Linked DNA regions of Homo sapiens: region 2 is linked to region 1. The links are chromatin loops, found by intact Hi-C in ENCODE. Cell type or tissue: heart right ventricle. All regions are shown on one strand. Each heading gives the region's core, and the rest is flanking DNA. Links, peaks and the distances in the headings are about the cores only.

The links. Peaks named below come from ENCODE experiments on the same cell type or tissue, not always from the same donor. Only the 100,000 strongest peaks of a DNase experiment are listed, where the experiment ranks them.
Region 2: it touches region 1 in a loop (5-fold over the local background); 4 of 110 quality-filtered maps call a loop at or near these places.

The regions. Positions count from the first base shown.
Region 1 is chr15:32,679,192-32,689,208 of GRCh38, forward strand. ARHGAP11A-SCG5 (ARHGAP11A-SCG5 readthrough) reads left to right here. Exons shown (of 14, transcript NM_001368319.1): 11 at 575-724; 12 at 5,369-5,478. It overlaps SCG5 (secretogranin V), which reads left to right. Exons shown (of 6, transcript NM_001144757.3): 3 at 575-724; 4 at 5,366-5,478. It overlaps LOC105370756 (a long non-coding RNA gene), which reads right to left. Exons shown (of 2, transcript XR_932083.3): 2 at 7,671-8,154. Among named protein-coding and RNA genes, the nearest start is that of SCG5-AS1, 11 kb to the left of the region's middle. In heart right ventricle, for the core only: no CTCF peak of the experiment used is centred there; a DNase peak (open chromatin) is centred at 5,105; H3K27me3 peaks cover 474 bases.
Region 2 is chr15:32,740,421-32,750,437 of GRCh38, forward strand. GREM1 (gremlin 1, DAN family BMP antagonist) reads left to right here. Exons shown (of 2, transcript NM_013372.7): 2 at 1-4,686. Among named protein-coding and RNA genes, the nearest start is that of GREM1-AS1, 27 kb to the left of the region's middle. In heart right ventricle, for the core only: no CTCF peak of the experiment used is centred there; no DNase peak of the experiment used is centred there.

The DNA of each region.
Region 1 (10,017 bases), core at 878-8,877:
TCTTTTTTTTTTTCTTTTTTTGAGACAGAGTTTTGCTCTGTCGCTCAGGCTGGAGTGCAGTGGCATGATCTTGGCTCACTGCAACCTCCACTTCTCGGGTTCAAGTGATTCTCCTGCCTCAGCCTCTTGAGTAGCTGGGATTACAGGCACCTGCCACCATGCCTGGCTAGTTTTTGTATTTTTGTTTTTTAGTAGAGCCGGGGTTTCATTATGTTGGCCAGGCTGGTCTTGCACTTAGACCTCAGGTGATTCGCCTACCTCGGCTTCGCAAAGTGCTGCAATGACAGGCATGAGCCACCAGGCCTGGCCCCTTTCCCATGCTCTTGTGATGCTGTATTAACATTTCTTTTACAGGATAATATACAGTTTGCCTTGTATGGAAATAATATGTGTACAGTATGTGTCTGTTTCTGCAACTAAATTTCTAAACCCCTAGAGGGCAAGAACCATTTCATTTATTTTTCTCTCCCCACAGCAGAAGGCACAGGGCTTTTCCTGTGTGATATGCCTGAATAAATATTGGTTGAAATTAATTGAATTGCACTGCAATGAACTACTTCTGATTCCCTCGCAGGTGGAGCTCATGAAGGACTTCAGCATTTGGGTCCTTTTGGCAACATCCCCAACATCGTGGCAGAGTTGACTGGAGACAACATTCCTAAGGACTTTAGTGAGGATCAGGGGTACCCAGACCCTCCAAATCCCTGTCCTGTTGGAAAAACAGGTAACAGATATGCCTTTGGGTTCCCATGAAAAGTTGGGGCTTTGGAAGGAAATCAGAAATTCTAACATCAGCTACAAATATTCCCAGAAATTGTTATTTCCATTCTGATGAGCCCATGTGTATTTGTAAGTAGATGGGAAGGGGAAATTTATTCTAGAATTTTTATATGAGCTCTGTGTTCAGACACACCCACATAGGATTTTCCCTTGCCAAGGCTTTACTTTCTTTCTGTGTCTCCCCTTCTTTGGGAATTGATGCACTTTTCTGCACTTGCTACTCTTTTTTTTTTTTTTTTTTTGAGACAAAGTCTCGCTGTGTCACCCAGGCTGGAGTGCAGTGGTGTGATCTTGGTGCACTGCACGCTCCGCCTCCCAGGTTCATGCCATTCTCCTGCCTCAGCCTCCCGAGTACCTGGGACTACAGGCGCCTGCCACCACTCCTGGCTAATTTTTTTTTGTATTTTTAGTAGAGACGGGGATTCAGCGTGTTAGCCAGGATGGTCTCAATCTCCTGACCTCATGATCCACCCTCCTCGGCCTCCCAAAGTGCTGGGATTACAGTCGTGAGCCACTGCGCCCGGCCTGCACTTGCTACTCTTTTAATGAAAGGGGAAACACTTTTTTTTCCTTTTCCATGATACAACTTCTGCTGAGTTTTAATGTCTTTGGAACTAGTTAGTTTGTGGATTATCCATGCCTGTTTGTTCTCCTCGTTGATCATGACAGTCAACATTCTAACAGTGTCATGCATCAACACCGAGTTAGCATCTATCCTAAAATCCTGTTTATTTGGGGGCCAGGAGGTGGCATGGGAGAGAAGAGGTTCAGGAAGAAGCTGGTTAAGGAAGAAGGTTGAAATTTTCCATGTTGTTCATGCATCCCACCCACTTTCCTACCCACTAATGCCATAGAGAATGGTGAGTGGGCTTCACTTACATCCGGCTTTGAGCAGCTGACCTTGGTGGTTAAGAGTAGTGGCTCTAGACTCTGACTACCTGAGTTCAAACTCCAGGTCAACCTGTGTGACCTTAAACAAGTTAATTAACCACTTCGTACCTCAATTTCCTTATTTGCAAAATGGAGGTCATTGTGGGAATTAAATAAAATTATCCATGTAAAGCATTTTAGCACAGCACCTAGCACAGAGTAAGGACTCTTTAAATGTCATCCTGATTATAATTAGCTTTGCTGCCCCTAGTAAATAATGCACCTCTTACCTTGGGCTTGTGTTAGCTTCTAGCACCAGAGTAGTCTTTTCCTGCAAGCCTAATAATAATAATAGTTGGTATTTATCAGGTTGGTGCAAAAGTAATTGCACTTTTTACTATTGCTTTCAATAGGAAAAACTGCAATACTTTTGCACCAATCTAATATTATTTCTACTTTATATTAAGAAAACAGAAGCTTAGAGAGTAGCTTGCATAAGGTTATCCAGGTAACAAGTAGCTGAACCAAGACTCAAACCCAAGTCTACCTGATTAAGGACTGTGTACTCAACCACCAGGACATACTGCCTTGCTCTGAAAATTGTGATAACATTGACTACTCAACTTTTTTTCTTTTTCTTTTTCTTTTTTTTTTTTTTGAGATAGGGTCTTACTTTGTTGCCCAGGTGGGAGTGTAGTGGCACAATTATAGTAATTCTGTGCCTCAGCCTTCCAAGTAGCTGGGACAACAGGTGTGTGCCACCATGCCCAGCTAATTTTTAAATTTTTTGTAGAGGTGGGGTCTCATTATGTTGCCCAGGCTAAACTCAAACTTCAGAGCTCAAACGATCCTCCCACCTTGGCCTTCCAAGGTGCTGGGATTATGGGTGTGAGCTACCACACCGAGACTTTTTTTTCTTATGATACCCATAACTAGTCTGACATCAGCTTTTCTTAAACACAATGCAGGCTGTCTCTGAAAGAGACTGTCTTAGAAAATATGCTCCTCCTTTCATTTAGGATGAGGCCTCTGTTTTCCGTGGGGCACAAAGCTTCCATCTTGAGGCAGAACAACCAAAGTAGTTGGATGTGACCAAGCCAATGTGTGGCTGCTGGGCCAGGAAGGCAGGAAAACCTGAATCCCTGCCTGGCTCTAATCATTTCAGCCACCTTCTACTTGTTTGTAGGGTTTTGGATGGGTAGGAAGAAAGACTAGTTCAGAGTTTAGAGAGCGACAGTCTCCATTGTTAAGTCCATTGGATGTGGTACAGTGCAGTGGTTCTTAAAGTGTGATTCCAGGACCACCAGCAGCAGCAGCACCTGAAAACTTGCTAAAAATGCAACTTCTCAGTCCCTACCCTGATTCAACCTATTGAATCAGAAGATTCTGGGGGTGGGACCCAGGAATTTGTTGCAACCAGTCCTCCTCATGGTTCTAGTGCACACTGAACTTAGAGAATATTATAGGAGAATGGAAAGAGGTCCAGAGTTTGAGCCAAGAGATCTGACCTCTAGTGTTGACTGTAGTATGCCACTTTCACTTTCTTGAGCCTTAATGTCTTCACCTATGGAAGGAAGACATAGGCAATGCCTCCAAAGAGCATACAGTGTAGTTCTAGCTTGTCTGAAAACAAAAACAATAAAAACACAAAATCATACAGACCTGTGGAATCAAGCTCTAGTCTGTGCACTTAGGAGCTCTGAGAGGACAGCAATCAAGCTGGCCTGGTAGAATTGGACAAAATCCCAAATCCAGACACTTTCTTGTCACAGGTTGTCTGCCATTTCCTTTGCTGTTCTTCCATGAAACTAACATATTCCCTCATTCTTTGTTCTGCCACAATCTGCATTCCAAGAATGAAATCGCTTGCTAAATTTAGCCATTATTTGTGAGGAATTGCTTGAATTATGACACAACACAGCACAGTTGAGCAATCCAAGAATAAAACCTTGATTTCTCCTTTCATGCCATGCTGTCCTCTGAATCATGGCCCACTCACCCTGGATAGAGCAGCAGAGCTCAAAGAGTCCATCTCAGCCTCAGAGATAGGATGTGAATTCTAGGGCACATTTTTAAGCCCGGAGACACCTTCGGTTCCCAGAGCAGGCTTTATCTGCATCTCAGTCAGGGCCCACTCAGAGGTACACCAGAAACAATTATGAAAGGTTATAAAGGTGCCATATGCAGATTGCCTGAACTCTCTTGAATTGGTATATTTTCCTACATGTTAATTGCTATATATTGTGTAAGTTAGATAAATAGCTCACTGAAAAGTGGAGAGCCGCATTAGGGATTTGTTCAGAATGCTGATGACTTCCACACTAGCTGTATACTGCTAAGAGCTGAGAGACTGTGTACTGAAAGCTTAAGAGCAGTGTCAAGAACTAGACAACCTGGCTAATTGTAAATGGCCCCCCTTTCAGCATTGACTTTGATGTCTCATTATGTCTTTCAAATGAGACCCTCCTTCTTCCCCCTAACCCTGCACAAAATTCACAATCCCTCCTCTGTCCCCCTTTTTATTGCTGTTGTCTAAAATATATTAGACATGGGAAAAATGACTCATTTTTAGAGCATCATGCCTAGTAATAATAGAATTTACATAAAAGCAGCATCTGAGAGAGATAGCCTTCTTTCTTTGGTTTCAATGGAAAACTTGCTTGATTTCAAAGGGCAGTCATAGTATAAACTGTCAGTCAAAGGGAGATAATGGGAAGGGAACTAAAACATATTGCAAACCTATTATGTGCCGGGTGTTCTAAATGTAATCATCTCTATTCCTCACAGCAATCCCGTAGGTAAGTATTTGATTATTTGCATCTCACACATACATGAACAAACTTGGAGAGACCAAGTTAACTTTCCAAAGGAACTAAGCCTATCTATATCTTAGGAGCTGGGATTTGATCCTTGAGCTCTGCTCTTGTCTGACTCCAAAGCTTAAGCTGTTATCACAATAAAACACAACATCAAGTGCTGTGTGGAGATTGTTGTTGTTGTGTAATGTACTTTCTCCAAGAAGCCAAAGTAGTTTCTAAACTGCTTGCTCAGGAGAAAACAGAGTGGGTCATGTGCAACAGAAGTATGTTACCTAAGGAAACACTTGCTCTTGTAACAAATAAAAACATTGTATGGCTCAACGCAATAGAAGTTTATTTTTCACCCGTGTGAAGTCCTGCCAGAGGCGCGTGAGGCTGTAGTGCGGTGGATGGTTCGGCACCCCAGACTGCCATCTTTACACTTGACCCCCACAGTTGCCCTGGCAACATGTAACAAGCTGACCAGGAGATGGGGGTGGGGAATGAGGAGAAGTGGAGCATGGTATGAGAGGTTTTTATGCTTTTAGGTGATGTATTTCAATTCCAGGCCTGGGAATGGAATACATTACTTGTGCCCACATTCTGTTGGCCTCCACTCAGGCAAATGACTCCACGTGATTGCAAAGCAAGGCTGGGAAATTAGTCTAGCTGGGTGCTAAGGAGGAAAGGGAAGTGGGTTTGGTGAACAGCCAGTGAGTCTCTGCACAGGAGTGGGAGTTTGAGATGAGTAATCCTATCTAACTGGATCCTAGAGGGAAGGTGGCTGCTAGTGTTCTAAGTTACTACTGATGTGAACAGATTCTGACCTTTGGCTGCCTAGTTGTTTTTGATAAATTAACTCTTAGAATAATGATGAATGTCTTGGCCGTTCCTCAAAAACCTTTGGCTGTTTGCAGCAGATGATGGATGTCTAGAAAACACCCCTGACACTGCAGAGTTCAGTCGAGAGTTCCAGTTGCACCAGCATCTCTTTGATCCGGAACATGACTATCCAGGCTTGGGCAAGTGGGTAAGTCCTATCTCAATTGTTAGTAGATTTTGCACTTTGGTACTCTGAAGGTGCTGATGGCAGGGATGAGCAATATGGGCAGAAGGAGAGAAGAAAAATTATTTAGAAGCTAATTTTTCAGAAATCTCTGGTTGACAGAGCTTCAAGTCATGACTACTCAAAACCACACTTATGTGTCCAGGCAGCACTATACCAAATCCAACTAAAGAGACAGCAACCTAACATTGACCATAGTCTCCAGAGTCTTCTACTCTGGTCTGCTTCACAGCCTGTGTCATACACATCCTAAATTTCACCAGTGTTTCATGCATCTCTATAGGGTTTTATCAAAGGATATGATTTTTTTTAATTGACACAGAAAATTTGCAAATGTGATCTCTAAACTAAGGGAGATGATCTCTGCAGAATCAAGGGAATAAAGATGCCAGAGCTTAGAAACAGATATATATAATTCTGCTTTATAGAAAGAGAAAAAATATTCCGTGATGTGTAGCAGTGAGATTGCTGTCAGTCCTAGGTAAGTGCATATAGCTGTCAGTTAAGGGAGTTGTTTATAAGCACTTGGAAAGATAAATCATGACCATTTGGCATCAGTGTGCTAAAAACAAGTCTTGCCAATCTAATTATATTCTTCCATTTGCCAGCATTATTCATTTATTTGCCAGCTTGATGAGGGAAATGCAGTGGGCATGGTGCATTTGGACTTTTGCAAAGCATTTGACAAGATCGTTTTATGTTCCCCTATTGGAAGAGGTGGAAAGATACAGCCTAGGCAACAGAATGTCACCAAAATGGGGCTTGTTAAAGAGTCCATGTAAATAGGGAGGGAGATTTCACATGGTATTCTGTGTGTCTTAGCACTACCCCACTCCACATTTTTATCAATGTTTGTAATAATATAGAACTTGTACTTATCAGATTCCCAGAGGATGACATGAAGTTGGAAGAGATACCATCAGATGACAGAGTTGGGATTCAAGAAGATCCCAGCAGACTAGAACAATGAGCCAAACAAGATCAGAACTGAGTGGGGATATGTCTGTGTTTCTGTGGTTGGGCCAGATGCTGAAGCCATGGGAGAAAAGTGGGGAAATACCTAGGAGTGTTCCTTCACATGTAACAGTAGGTGGCCAGTACGTCTGTGGAATGAATGAGTGAGTGAATGAGCAAATATTCCAACTCCCTCAGCCCTTCTAAAGTCCTCATCTCTTCTTAGCTCATTATTGGCAGATGGCCTTGCTTACTGCTTTACTGGGAACACTGAAATTTCAAAACTAAACTCCCTCCTTTCCTCCTACATTGTTTTAGAGAAATCTTCATTAATGACCACTTTTATTTTTTTCAGCGTCTTGCTTTAACATGCATTGTCAGTTCCCTCTGTCTTCAACATACACACATTTCCTGTCTTAAAACAACAAAGCAACAACATTCCTAAGTTAATTTTGCTTCTTCCAATTTGCATTATTCCATTTCCTTCTTTTTCATAAACAGTTCTGTTTGGAAGAATTGGTTTGTGGAGCCACTTTCAAGCCTAGTAGTAGAGCTTAAACATGTTGAATTAAATAGAAAAACATCTATAGGTTCTCGAATAGGAGACTGAAATAATAAAAGCCTTCTATAAAAGAAGTTATTTTGATGGCATATTAAAGGATGAAGTAAAAGGAGAAGAGACTAACCCTAGACAGGAAGAAAATATGGGGAGTCATTTCAGTTATGATGACTGTGAACACCGTGAAGAAGGGTGAGAATCCAAGACATTTTAAAGGGGGAAAAACTAACTAGAATTGGTATACGGAATAAATATAACATGAAGAAGAAAGAAGAGATATGTCAGGTTCATATGAAATGGACAATATGAACTTTTTCTTTGAATGCATTTTAGAAAGAAAGAAAAGAGAGGAATAGAGGGAGGAAGGACATAAAAAAGAGAAGAGAGAGTGAGGGAAAGAGTAGATTGCGGAGGAGTACTGGGAAGAGATCCACAAGAGGTGATCGAAGCATTGCCAAACAGAAGCAAAAGCCAGGTTCGATAAGGCACAAAGAGAACACATTGAGCCTGCTGTGTTCCAGGCACTGTGCTAGATGCTCAGTATGCAGGAGTCATCAGGACATGGTGCTGGTCTTCAGAGAGCTTATAGTCCCACGGTTGAGATGAATTGCATGAAAATGAAATGAACCCAACTTAGCACCGCTCCACTTCATGTTTCGTCTGTATTCTGAGGGCCAGGGGCAATTATTAGGGAAGATGGAAGACAAGGGTAGAGGAAGATCCAGAACTGAGGACTGGTGTGGCTGATTGGGGTAGTAGCCACAGAGGAAGTCAAAGGCACTAAGGAGGGCAGCACTGAAGTTTCAGGTGGGAAAGTCTTCAGCTTCACCAGTAGGCTAGGAATGAGAGAAAGAAAGGAGGGAGACTGAGTCAAGGTGTGAGTGAAGGCAAGGAGCCCAGTTGGTGGCATGATGAGGTGGGAGGGATGAAAACATCTCTTTTCAGCTCTCTTCATCTCTTCTTGAAAATCTTCACAGATTTCTCTCATCAAATTCCACTCACTTCCAGTGCCCCAGTATGAGGCCAACCACGGTCCTTCATTCTCTGTGCTTCCTTCTCGAAACACTGACTTGAGTTTCTCTCAGTGTTTCCTATTCTTTGTCCACATTAGAGCTAAAGACTAGAATCTAGGATCAAATGTAAAAGGAAAATATTAGAGATCAATGACCAGGAACAATGTTTAGATACCTTTTATCATCTGCAATTATGTGTTTACTTAAACTTAGGTCTCCTTGTTTATTTTCTCATTACTACCTACCAGTAAAACATTGTTTCCTTGGTTTTCACATGGAAGTGGGAATTGAGTATGTCTTGCTTTTCTAAACTGGGAACCACAAACCTTCCTCAGTGCTTATATGGAATGACAGTCTCAAGCTTGTCTTCAGCCCAGCCATCCTTTAAGTTAACAGAGTCATCATCTTTCATGATAGAACAGCACAAAGACCCTGCTTCCTTATCTGCTAATAACGCTTCCTTGTTTTTGACAGTAGCTGGAGCTGAGCTGCATCTTTAACAGTGATTCACATATTACACATTTCAGTGTCTGTCTTGTTTCCTGCATTTCTCTCTTCGTTAGTGCATCAAGACACATTTATTAACGACACATCATATGCCTTCCGGGCCCCGTGTTAGGTAATGGGAATACAAAGATGAATGATAATAGTAATTGTATTACATAATACATAATACTATATAATACAATAGTAAATAGTAATATTTATTGACCACATACTATATGCCAGACTCCTTTCTAAATACTCAGTAATCTTATTCAATCTGCCCATCCTTGTCATTCTCACTTTCCAGATGAGAAAATGCAGGCTTGGGGAGCTGAGGAGCCTGCTCAGCCCACAGAGCTGGGATTTGAACCCCATCATCTGACTCCAGAGTACTTTACAAGCTGAATACATTCCCTATCTTTTCATGGCTCATTGCTCCTAACCTGTCCTGTGTGGTAGTCCTATTGAGTCCTACCGAGGGCTGGCTGCCTTCCAGACAATGTGTGTGACTACACCAGTGGTGACCACACCAATGGCTGGCTCCTGTACATGCCAGCTACCCACTCCCCCTTTACACATTAACTGCTGAGTGTTATTTACTTAAGAAAAAGTTGTCTCAAAAAGCAAATATTTTTCCTTTCCAAATGCTTTCACACCTTTTCATCAGTAGCTGATCACAGCCAGAGCCTGAGCCACGGGGATATGAGGGACCAGACCCCTCCCTGACTTGCTTTGTCATTCCTGACCTTAACATGTTTGATGAGTTGAATGCTCTTCAATGTGGATTTGACTCAGGTTTCCATGTGATTAGACCTGCTTAGTATTTTATGTCCTACTTAGTATTTTACATCAGCAAGCACATGATGTCAGGGAAGTTTGTCTCATGACTGGCAGTGTTCACTTTGTTAAGGTGCTGCCCTCCAGGTTTCTCTGGTGTAAAATTCCCTTAGAAATTAATAGGCCGGGCACAGTGGCTCACACCTGTAATCCCAGCACTTTGGGAGGCCGAGGCAGGCGGATCATGAGGTCAGGAGATCGAGACCATCCTGGCTAACACAGTGAAACCCCGTCTCTACTAAAAATACAAAAAAATTAGCCGGGCGCGGTGGCGGGTGCCTGTAGTCCCAGCTACTTGGGAGGCTGAGGCAGGAGAATGGCGTGAACCCAGGAGGCGGAGCTTGCAGCGAGCCGAGATAGTGCCACTGCAGTCCGGCCTGGGCAAAAGAGCAAGACTCCGTCTCAAAAAAAAAAAAAAAAGAAATTAATAGTTACTCTGTGGGAAGAAGTTTTGGGGCTGTGTAAATATTCTGCTCCTCGTTCAACTTTTAACCAACAAATATAACATCCATTGATGATGCTTACCAGATTCAATAATGATGATAGCTGCAAAATGATGATTTTCTTACTCCGCTATTCTTTCTGCATTTACTAGTTGACATTCTATTCTAAGCAAGAGTTTCCCCTGCTGTTCTATTTATTTATTTATTTATA
Region 2 (10,017 bases), core at 652-8,651, 61 kb after region 1:
AAATGGAACTGAAGAACACAACAACTGAACTGAAAAAATTTATGACAGGACATCAACAGGAGACAAGATTAATCAGAAGAAAGAATCAATGAACTTGAAGACAGGTCATTGGAAATAATTCAGTTAGAGGAGAAATTAAAATGAAAAAGAGTGAAAAAAAGCCCAAGGGTCTTATGGGCAACATCAAGCTGAACAATATACTCATTATTGGCATCACAGAATAAAAGAGAGAAAAGAACTGAGAACGTATTCAAAGAAATAATGGCTGAACACTTCCCAAATATGAGGAAGAAAATGAACATTCTGATCCAAGAAGCCCAAAGGTCATAAAAAAGTGATCCCAAAGCCTACAGGCATATTATAAGTTGTCATCCTAGAGAAAGAAAAATATCTTTCTCCCAGCCTCCATATTCAAATCTTAAGGAAAATTCTTATGGACTTAGCTTGAGTTTCAAGTTCATTTCTAAAATCAATCATGGTGGCCAAACGGAATGAGCATTCTGATTTGCCAGTGTGGTCTCATGTTACCCCTGTGCCTAGAAAGGAAACAGGAGATGAAAAGCATGGTGATAAGAAGACTGGATGGCACCACATGGGATAGGGGGAAAGTAGTTGAAAAAAAATAGTTGTAAGGAAAAGAGATACAAGGAGTCAAAAATAACAAATATCTACTTAAAAGCCTTTTCCACATTTAATGTTTTTTGTTCACTGTGGTGTAGTAATAAATGTCTATACTTAAGGGGTGAGGATTGATATATTTAAAGTGAATGGTCTGGAAGGCAAGGAAGCTCATTCCAACAGATTCATGCTACATTGTTTAGTGACAAATAAGGGGAACAGAACAGAGAAAGTGATTTCAGCTATAAATATAGGAGATAATAAAATCCTTTAGTAAACAGTATCTAAGCCTTGTTTTTATGATATTGGGGAACAGTAACAGATCAAAGTACTGTAGTCTTCAGTATGCAGACCTTTCACTTTCTTAGTTTATTCCAGGGTCTTTTTTTTTTTTGCTGCTATTACAAATAGCATTGTTTTCCTAATTTTTGTTTAAGATAGTTCATCGTTGGTATAGAAATGCCATTGATTTTTGTATGTTGATTTTGTATCCTCCAACTTTACTGAATTTATTAGTTCTAACAGTTTTTTGATGGAGTCTTTAGGGTTTTCTATGTATAAGATTATGTCATCTGCAAACAGCAACAATTTTACCCTTTGTTTTCAACGTGAGCGTCTTTTATTTATTTTTCTTGCCTAATTGCTTTAGCTAGGACTTCCAGCACTAAATTGAATAGAAGTGATGAGAGTGGGCATGTATGCCTTGTTTCTGGTCTTAAAGAAAAACATTTCAGTTTTCCATTATTCGGTATAATGTTAGTTATGGGTTTTTAAAAATATATATGACCTTTATTAGGTTGAGGTACTTTTCCTCTATTCTTAGTTTATTGAATGTTTTTCTCATGAAAGTGTGTTAAATTTTGTCAAAACCTTTTTTACATCCATCAAATGATTATGTAATTTTTATCCTTTATTCTGTTAATGGATTATCACATTAACTAATTTTCATATCTTGAAGCATACTTGCATCCTAGGAATAAATCCCACTTTGTCATAGTCTTTGATCCTTTTAATATAATGTTAAATTTGGTTTGCCAGTATTTTGTTGAGGATTTTTGCATCTATATATTCATCAAGGATATTGGGCTGTAATTTTCTTTTCTTGTGGTGTCTTTGTCCGGCTTTAGTATAAAGGTAATTCTGGCTTCATAAAATAAGTTAGAAAGTGTTCTCTCTTCTTTGATTTTTTTGGAAGAGTTTGAGAATAATTGGCATTAGTTTTGTTAAATGTTTGGTTGAATTCACTAGTGAAATTATTTGGTCCTGGGATTTTCTTTACTGGGAGTTTTTTGATTACTTGTTCAATCTTTACGCTAGTCATAGGTCTGTCCAGTCTTTGTATTTCTTCATGATTTAGTCATCATGTATTCATGGGTTGTAAGACTTAATATTCTTAAAATGCCCATATTACCCAAAGTGATCTATAGATTCATGCAATCCCCATCAAAAATCCCAGTGGCATTTTTATTTACAGAAATAGAATAATTCTAAAATTCATCTGAAGCCACAAAAGACAATGAATAAACAAATCAATCTTGAAAAAGAAGAACAAAGCTGGAGGCATTATACTTCCTGATTTCAAAATATCCTGCAAAGGTACAGTAATCAAAACAGTATGTTACCAGCATAAAGACAAACACACAGACCAATAGAACAGAATAGAGAGCTCAGCAACAAATCCGTGAATATACAGTCAACTGACATTTGGCAATGGTGCCAAGCATACTCAGTGGGAGAAATGATAATCTCTTCAACAAATGGTGTTGGGAAAACTGAATATCCACATGCAAAAGAATAAAATTGGACCCTATCTTATACCAAAAATCAACTCAAAATGGATTATTTAAATGTAAGACTTGAAACAGTAAAACTCCTAGAAGTAAACAGAAGAGAAAGTTTCATGACATTGCCCTTGGCAATGATTTCATGTACATAACAACAAAAGCACAGGTAATAAAAACAAAAATAGACAAATGGGACTACCTCAAATTAAAATGTTTCTGCACAGCAAACGACCAACTGAATGAAAAGGCAATCTATGGAACAGAAGACACGGGGTGACATGAGACCACTTTGGCAAATCAGAATGCTCATTCCATTTGGCCACCATGATTGGTTTTAGAAATGGACTTGAAGCTCAAAGAAAGCCCATAATATATTCCTTAAGATTTGAATATAGAGGCTGGAAGAAAGATTTTTTTCTTTCTCTAGGATGACAAGTTATATATAATAAGCCTGTAGGCCAATATCTGCTGGCAGCCACCTTTCCCAGGTATATGGATGAAACTATCTGAAGGATGAAGCCTCCATTCACAGAAAATCAGAGCTGTAAAGGGAAGAGGATATCCTGATGAATTTTTTTCTTGGATTGAGCCATGTCTGAAGTCAAGCCAACTTTTGAAGTATCCTATAGTACTTATATATTGCTTGGTAACAAATTATGCCAAAATTTAGTAGCTTAAAACAACAAACATCTATTATCTCATGCATTTCTGATATAGATATAGGAGTGACTAATCTGGGTGGTTCTGGGTCAGAATCTCTGGTGAGTGTGTAGGCAAGGTGTCAGTAGGGGGCTGCAATTATCTAAAGGCTTGCCTGGGGCTGGAGACGCACTTTCAATGTGGTGTACTCACGTGGCTGTTGGTTGGAGGCCAAATGTGCTAGGCAAAGCCTCATGCACATTTCTCTGTAAGGAAACAAAGCTGGCTTACTTGGGGGCAGGATTTTTTTTTTTCCCAGTTGTTCTTCAAAATGAAGTTTCCCGCTCCAAGTCCCAGCCAGATATGTGAAAAACAATCCTTGCAGAACAACCCTATTAGCAGTTCTGCAAGGATTTTTAGGAACCGTATTAGCAAGTTCCTCAGTTCCTCACCATGTGAACCTCTCTTCACGACTTAGTAACTGGCTTCCTCTAGAGTGACTAATCCAAGAGACAGCAAGGATTGACAGCCATGACAGCACAGTGCCTTTCATGACTTACTCTCCAAAGTTACAAACCTTTACTTTTGCTTTATCTTATTTGTTAGAGCAAGTCACTAAATTTGCCCACATCTAAGATGAGGGTATTTGGGCTTCACCTCTTGAATGGAGAAGCACCCAAAAATCTGTGGCCTTTTTTTTTAATTACACTCTCAGTTACATGAATCAATAAATTCCATTTTTGGCTTAGCTTCTATTGGGTTTCTATCACTTGCAACCAAAGTGCCCTAACCAGTATCTACATCTGAGTCATTAAGAAAGTTTCAGACAGGGCTGGGCGCGGTGGCTCACACCTGTTAATCCCAGACTTTGGGAGGCCGAGGCAGGCGGATCACGTGGTCAGGAGATCGAGACCATCCTGGCTAACACGGTGAAACCTTATCTCTACTAAAAATACAAAAAATTAGCCGGGTGTGGTGGCAGGTGCCTGAAGTCCCAGCTACTCGGGAGGCTGAGGCAGGGGAATGGCGTGAACCCGGGAGACGGAGCTTGCAGTGAGCCGAGATCACGCCACTGCGCTCCAGCCTGGGCGACAGAGTGAGACTCAGCTTCAAAAAAAAAAAAAAAAAAGAAAGTTTCAGATATTATTGTTTATTGCTTTTAATCTAGTGAATTCATAAATCGTCACTTAACTCAAGCAAAACAATGTTACTCTCTTTGTACATTGTACAGATGCAGGATAACAATGCAGTGTTATCCTGCATCTGTACAATCAAGCACCCAAACTGGTTCTGTAGAGGCAGGACCTTAGCATATAGCAGAGATAACTTATCTTCCAGCAGATCCGGAGCTCCATTTTGTAGACAGAAATGAATGCTCTGTGCCACAGAAGGAGCTGTTGCACTATTCATTCCCGTTTCCTCCCATTCACTCTCCACATCTCCAATCCTGGCATTGTCTGCTTTGTTACTTGTTAAAAACTTGATTTCGTAGATTGCTTTAAAATAAGAACAAAATGTACTTTGACACACATCATTTTGTTTGGTTCTCATTAATTTTGAGAGAAAGGCAAGATAGATATTTAAATGACCCCTATTTTAGTGGTAAACAAGCTGAAATTAGATAAATAAAATGATTTGCCTAATGCCTCATGAGTGATTTGCTTTCTTTTAAATACTTTAGGAGAATGTTTGGGGATTAAGTCTCAAGATAATAAGGGCAAGTCAGAAAATACAACTTACCTGTCTTTTCTTTTCAAAACTTTTTTGAGAGAAGGATATAATGCGTGGAGTTCAGAAAACCCATAATTTGTATAGCATTGATGTAGCCCATTCACAATCTAGGATTTTTGATATACGTGAGCAGTCATGGTGGAGTGGGTCAGACCAGGCATGGCTCAGCTTCGTACTTCAGGCCACACTGTTCAATCTGTTCACTTGATCCACATGCTAGGATGTGAGAATTTTTCTCTTACATCCTTTCGCTGGAGCCATTTTGGCTGTGCTTATGGTAGTGACAGAGTTTCAAAGAAGAAGAGCCCATAATGTCTCCCAGGCATACTACAAAGGAAATATAAGTCATCAAATAGTTGAATCTGGATCTGGGCCAGGATAACTCGACTCTTCTTATAGAAGGTGCCATGGGATCTATAGTGATGGCAGGTGATGGAAGAAGTGGGTCCCCTCAGCTTTATGTCTTGTCTGAAAGATGATAACCATGCTAATAAATTTAGTGCCACATTCTTTACAGTGTGCTCATCCGACCCCTAGAACAAGGCCATAAACCATAATGGAGTCCATGATGCTTTCAATTATTAGACATTCATTTCTGCTTTTCACTTTCTTTCTCTTCTGCCAAAATTTGGCTTTATTGATTACACTTTATGGAAGGATGGAAGAGGGCAGGGGTAGAAAAAAGGCCCACTTTTTAGAAATCTGAGAAGAATTATATGTCTGTCAAAATAAAATCCCGGCTCTCTAATGGAGGAATACAAAACATTTTTGCTATTGTATCTACCATAAATACACAGATATAATGAGCAGAGCCTGGTTGGGGGCATTCTTGAGTCTTTTCAGAGCCACAGGTTATTTTATGTTAACACCCTCATTAAGAAAATCATTAAGTTTTTCTTTTAGTAGTTAGTAGTGAGGATATGTACAACCCCACTTCTGGCTTTTTTTTGAGAGCAGGAAGGCATACAGAAAAGTTTATGGAATGTGGCATTGAGCTCCAGAGAGAGGCTCTGTTTGTCAAGGAAAAAGGGAACAGAATAGAGGTGGGTGTTAAAGAATATTTTATTTGGATTTCTTGCCCTGATACTTGACACCGAAAACTTGCCGTTCCAGTTGTTGGAAGGAAGACTGGAAGAGCTATTTTATTCCCTGCTGGTCTATTCTTTTGTATTTTATTAAACATTTTAACTAGTCACCTCCTTTCCAGACACACTGTTAACAATTGAATGCCACATCCATACCAAATTCTCACCCATGACTCAAGGGAAGCTGGACACTATTCTCAAAATAGAAGTAACGAGCCATTAGTGGTGATGAAATACTAGATGGAAAAATCTCAATTCCAACTCCCTCCAGGAACTGAAGACTCTAAAATATTCTTCTACCCTGAAACCTGTCTTGCAATCAAATTAAGATCTCCTCACTAATTTTTACCTCTCACCTGAGATTCCTTGTATTTGTGAATGAAAGTCTTTCATCAGCAATAAAGGGTATGCTTAGTGAATAATGAATTAAGATTGTGGAAGAGAATCATGTCTTTTGGAGAAGACGATCAGTCTAGGATGATGCAAAATCTCTTGGTGATTTTTCTTTTTTTAACTTTTGGCTGGCAGTGAAAGTTTTCCCTGAAAGATTAAGGTAGGTGAAAATAGGTGAGGAGAGGAAAAGGCTGAGGTAGTAAGTAAAGAGACAATTTTGATTTGTTTTGTAAGTTTCCAGAAGGTCCCTAGGCAAGTAGAGAACCAAAATCAGTAGAAGGAAATTGCAATGGAAGGGAAATATACAAGTGGGACTGAGCAGCATAGCAATTTGTGAAGCCCTTTAATAGAAACCTTATCCACTATATTGGAGAATGAGTGAACCATGTCAGTAGTCAAAGAATGCTGCCAAGAGCTCTATGTGATATTCTAAATACAGAATCCATATTGCCATTGTCTGCATTCCTTTCTAGACTTTTTGGAGTGAGGAATTAGTGAGCGTTGTAATGAGGAAGTACTGAGTAATTGGAAAATATTGTTAATTGTGGCGCTTCCTTCTTTGATTGCTGTCTCTGAAACAGTCTGAAAAAATAATCCTATCCTGCGTTTTTGCGATTTGTTCATTATAACAAATGAAGTCAGAGCCATGTGCGCTGTTTCTGGTTGTGGATATTAAGAAAGGCCTTTAAATTGAATCATGTCTATATTTTTGTTCGTTTGTTTGTTTTGAGACAGAGTCTTGCTCTGTCACCCAGGCTGGAGTGCAATGGCGCGATCTCGGCTCACTGCAAACTCTGCCTCCCAGGTTCAAGTGATTCTCCTGCCTCAGCCTCCCAAGTAGCTGGGATTACAGGTGCCTCCCATGGTGCCCAGTTAATTTTTGTATTTTTAGCAGAGATGGGGTTTCACCATGTTGGCCAGTTTGGTCTCGAACTCCTGACCTCAGGTGATCCGCCCATCTTGGCCTTCCAAAGGGCCAGGACTACAGGTGTGAGCCACCGTGCCCAGCCATGTATACAATTTATACAGACATTAAGCAAATTCCTAGTCGAAGAGCACAATTGACCTTGCTTTCAAAGCTTCCATTAGAAAAAAATGTATGGTAAGACAAATCTATGTTTTTATAACCAAAATGGGAGAAAGGAAGCACACAAGTTTTCAACTACGTATTTGGTGACTCAGTCTCACATTGTGATTTGGGCAAAAACAGAGTCAAATAATCTAACACGGATGTGTCTCCTCAACTAAGTTAGCTTTGCAAACCAGAAAGTTCTAGCTTTGGGGGATGGGCCTATACAGGAGGGGTCAGTGGACGGGGCCATGTGACGACAACATGGCCGTGGCTTTGGGTTCTTGAAGCACTCACAGATGACCAAAGAGGCACAGGAACAAACTCATCAGTACATTTTTATGTGATCCTGTAGAGCTTGTTTCTTTTTGAGAGTGTCGGGAGGTTTGGCTGATTCACCCAATATGCCTCAAGTGGGAGCTGAAAAAGCCATGTTCTCTAGACACCAAAAATGAGAGTGGATGAATTCAGCAATTGGTAGGTAACATGATCTGCCTTTTGTAGCAAGCCAGAAGCCAGATGTCCCCTCCCCTTTGATCTGAATAACACTTTAGGCTGCAGACAATAAGATTGGTTTTAAATTTATTGTCTCTTTGATTTCTGCATTCTAATGCTTTTTAAATTCTTTACACAAGACAGGGCTATATATAGGCAACTGGGATGGTTCAATGGAAGCCAAAAAAATACCAGTAGCTTATGAGAAGTGCTAGGCAAAGTCTCATGCACATTTCTCTGTAAGGAAACAAAGTTGGCTTACTTGGGGGCAGGATTTTTTTTTTCCAGTTCTTCAAAATGAAGTTTCCCGCTCCAAGTCCCAGCCAGATATGTGAAAAAAAATCCTCGCAGAACAACCCTATTAGCAAAGCAGTAAAGCAGAAGAATCTGATTTAAATGAAATACACCAAATCAGAATGTCTTCCTTCTCTAAGTCCTCTATGACTTTCATCCCAGTTAAAGTTTTATTCCTGTCCTTGTTGATGCAGCCTGTGTCGGGCAATCAGATGACGAGGCCAAGAGTTTGATTTCATTCATTCTGTTGATGGTGAAGATGCAAATATCTGAACCCAATCTCATCCCATTGACAGAAGGTAAATGGCATTTGGAAATCTCCTTTTTTTGTCTGCAACAGAGTCTTACTCTGTCACCCAGTCTAGAGTGCAATGGTGTGATCTCAGCTCACGGCAACCTCAATCTCCAGGGTTCAAGCAATTCTCCTGCCTGAGCCTCCTGAGTAGCTGGGATTACAGGTGCACACCACTACGCCCAGCTAATTTGTGTATTTTTAGTAGAGATGGGGGTTTCACCATGTTGGCTAGGCTGGTCTCGAACTCTTGGCCTCAAGCGATCCACTTGCCTCGCTCTCCCAAAGTGCTGGGATTAAGGGTATGAGCCACTGTGCCAGTCTCCTTTAATTAATCTTCAGTGAATACTACTGATGAGGCATTCAACTGAATCTGTAAAAACATTTGGCCACGATTTTGCCCTCAAGTGGATCAAACCACGGACAATTGCCCCAAGATGTGAGCCTGCTCTAGAGAACACCAGTTCCGTAGCAGGAGAAAGGGTTCAAGTCTCAATACATCATGTTTTCACTGCAGCTATGTGACCTTGAGTAAATCATGGCTTCTCTTCATCTATTTTCTCTTCTGGAAGAGTAGGTAAACTCAGATTGGCCTAACATTCTATTAAATTAAAAAGTCCTTCTACAAACAGAATGTTATTGGAGCCAAATAACCGCACTGTAAGGGAGCCAGGGCAGCACTGTCCTTCATACTTTAGGATGAAGAAGCCGAGCCCAAGGGGTCCACGAGTACTGGAAAGCCTTGTGACTGGTTGGAGACAAAGGCAATACTGTGACTCAGATCTCCTGACATCTTCTATCTCTCTCTCTCTCTCTTTTTTTTTTGAGACGTAGTTTTGTTCTTCTCACCCAGGCTGGAGTGCAGTGGCGCGATCTCAGCTCACTGCAAACTCCACTTCCTGGGTTCAGGAGATTCTCCTGCCTCAGCCTCCCGAGTAGCTGGGATTACAGGCGCTTGTCACCACACCTGGCTAATTTTTGTATTTTTAGTTGTATAGTTAGGGTTTCACCATGTCGGCCAGGCTGGTCTCGAACTCCTGACCTCAGGTGATCCGCCCATCTTGGCCTCCCAAAGTGTTGGGATTACAGGCGTGAGCCACTGTGCCCCGCCTCTTCCCTCCTTCTGTCCACTTAGTAAGACTCACTCTACACTCTGCCTCTCCACCTGTGTACTATGAGGACCAGAGGTTTTGTCTGTAAGAAGCGTTTGCAAACACATGCTGCCATTACAGCACAATTCTGATTCTTCTCCTCAGGAATCCCCTATGAACTTCTAGTGGAAAGACAAGCCATGAAAGCAGTCATTGAGGTGAGGACTGAAAAAACAAACAGCAAAGGCTGATTTTATTTTTTTCTGTGCCAGTGGTGCAGCTCACCTTTGCAGCATGAAAGCAGAGTTCGGTGTGCCCCTTTGTGTCAACACATCTATCAGATTTTCCAGTCAGTTTTCAATCAATTCCTTGGATATCAGGTATTAGGCCATAAAGCATTTCTTTCCACTTTATGGTTCTAAAATATAAACTATGGCCACAGCTGAAGCTTTTAAGTCTGATGGGGATGGCTCCCAAGAGAGGCTCTTCAGAAGCCTAAATAATAGTCTGAAGTGGGTATAAATTT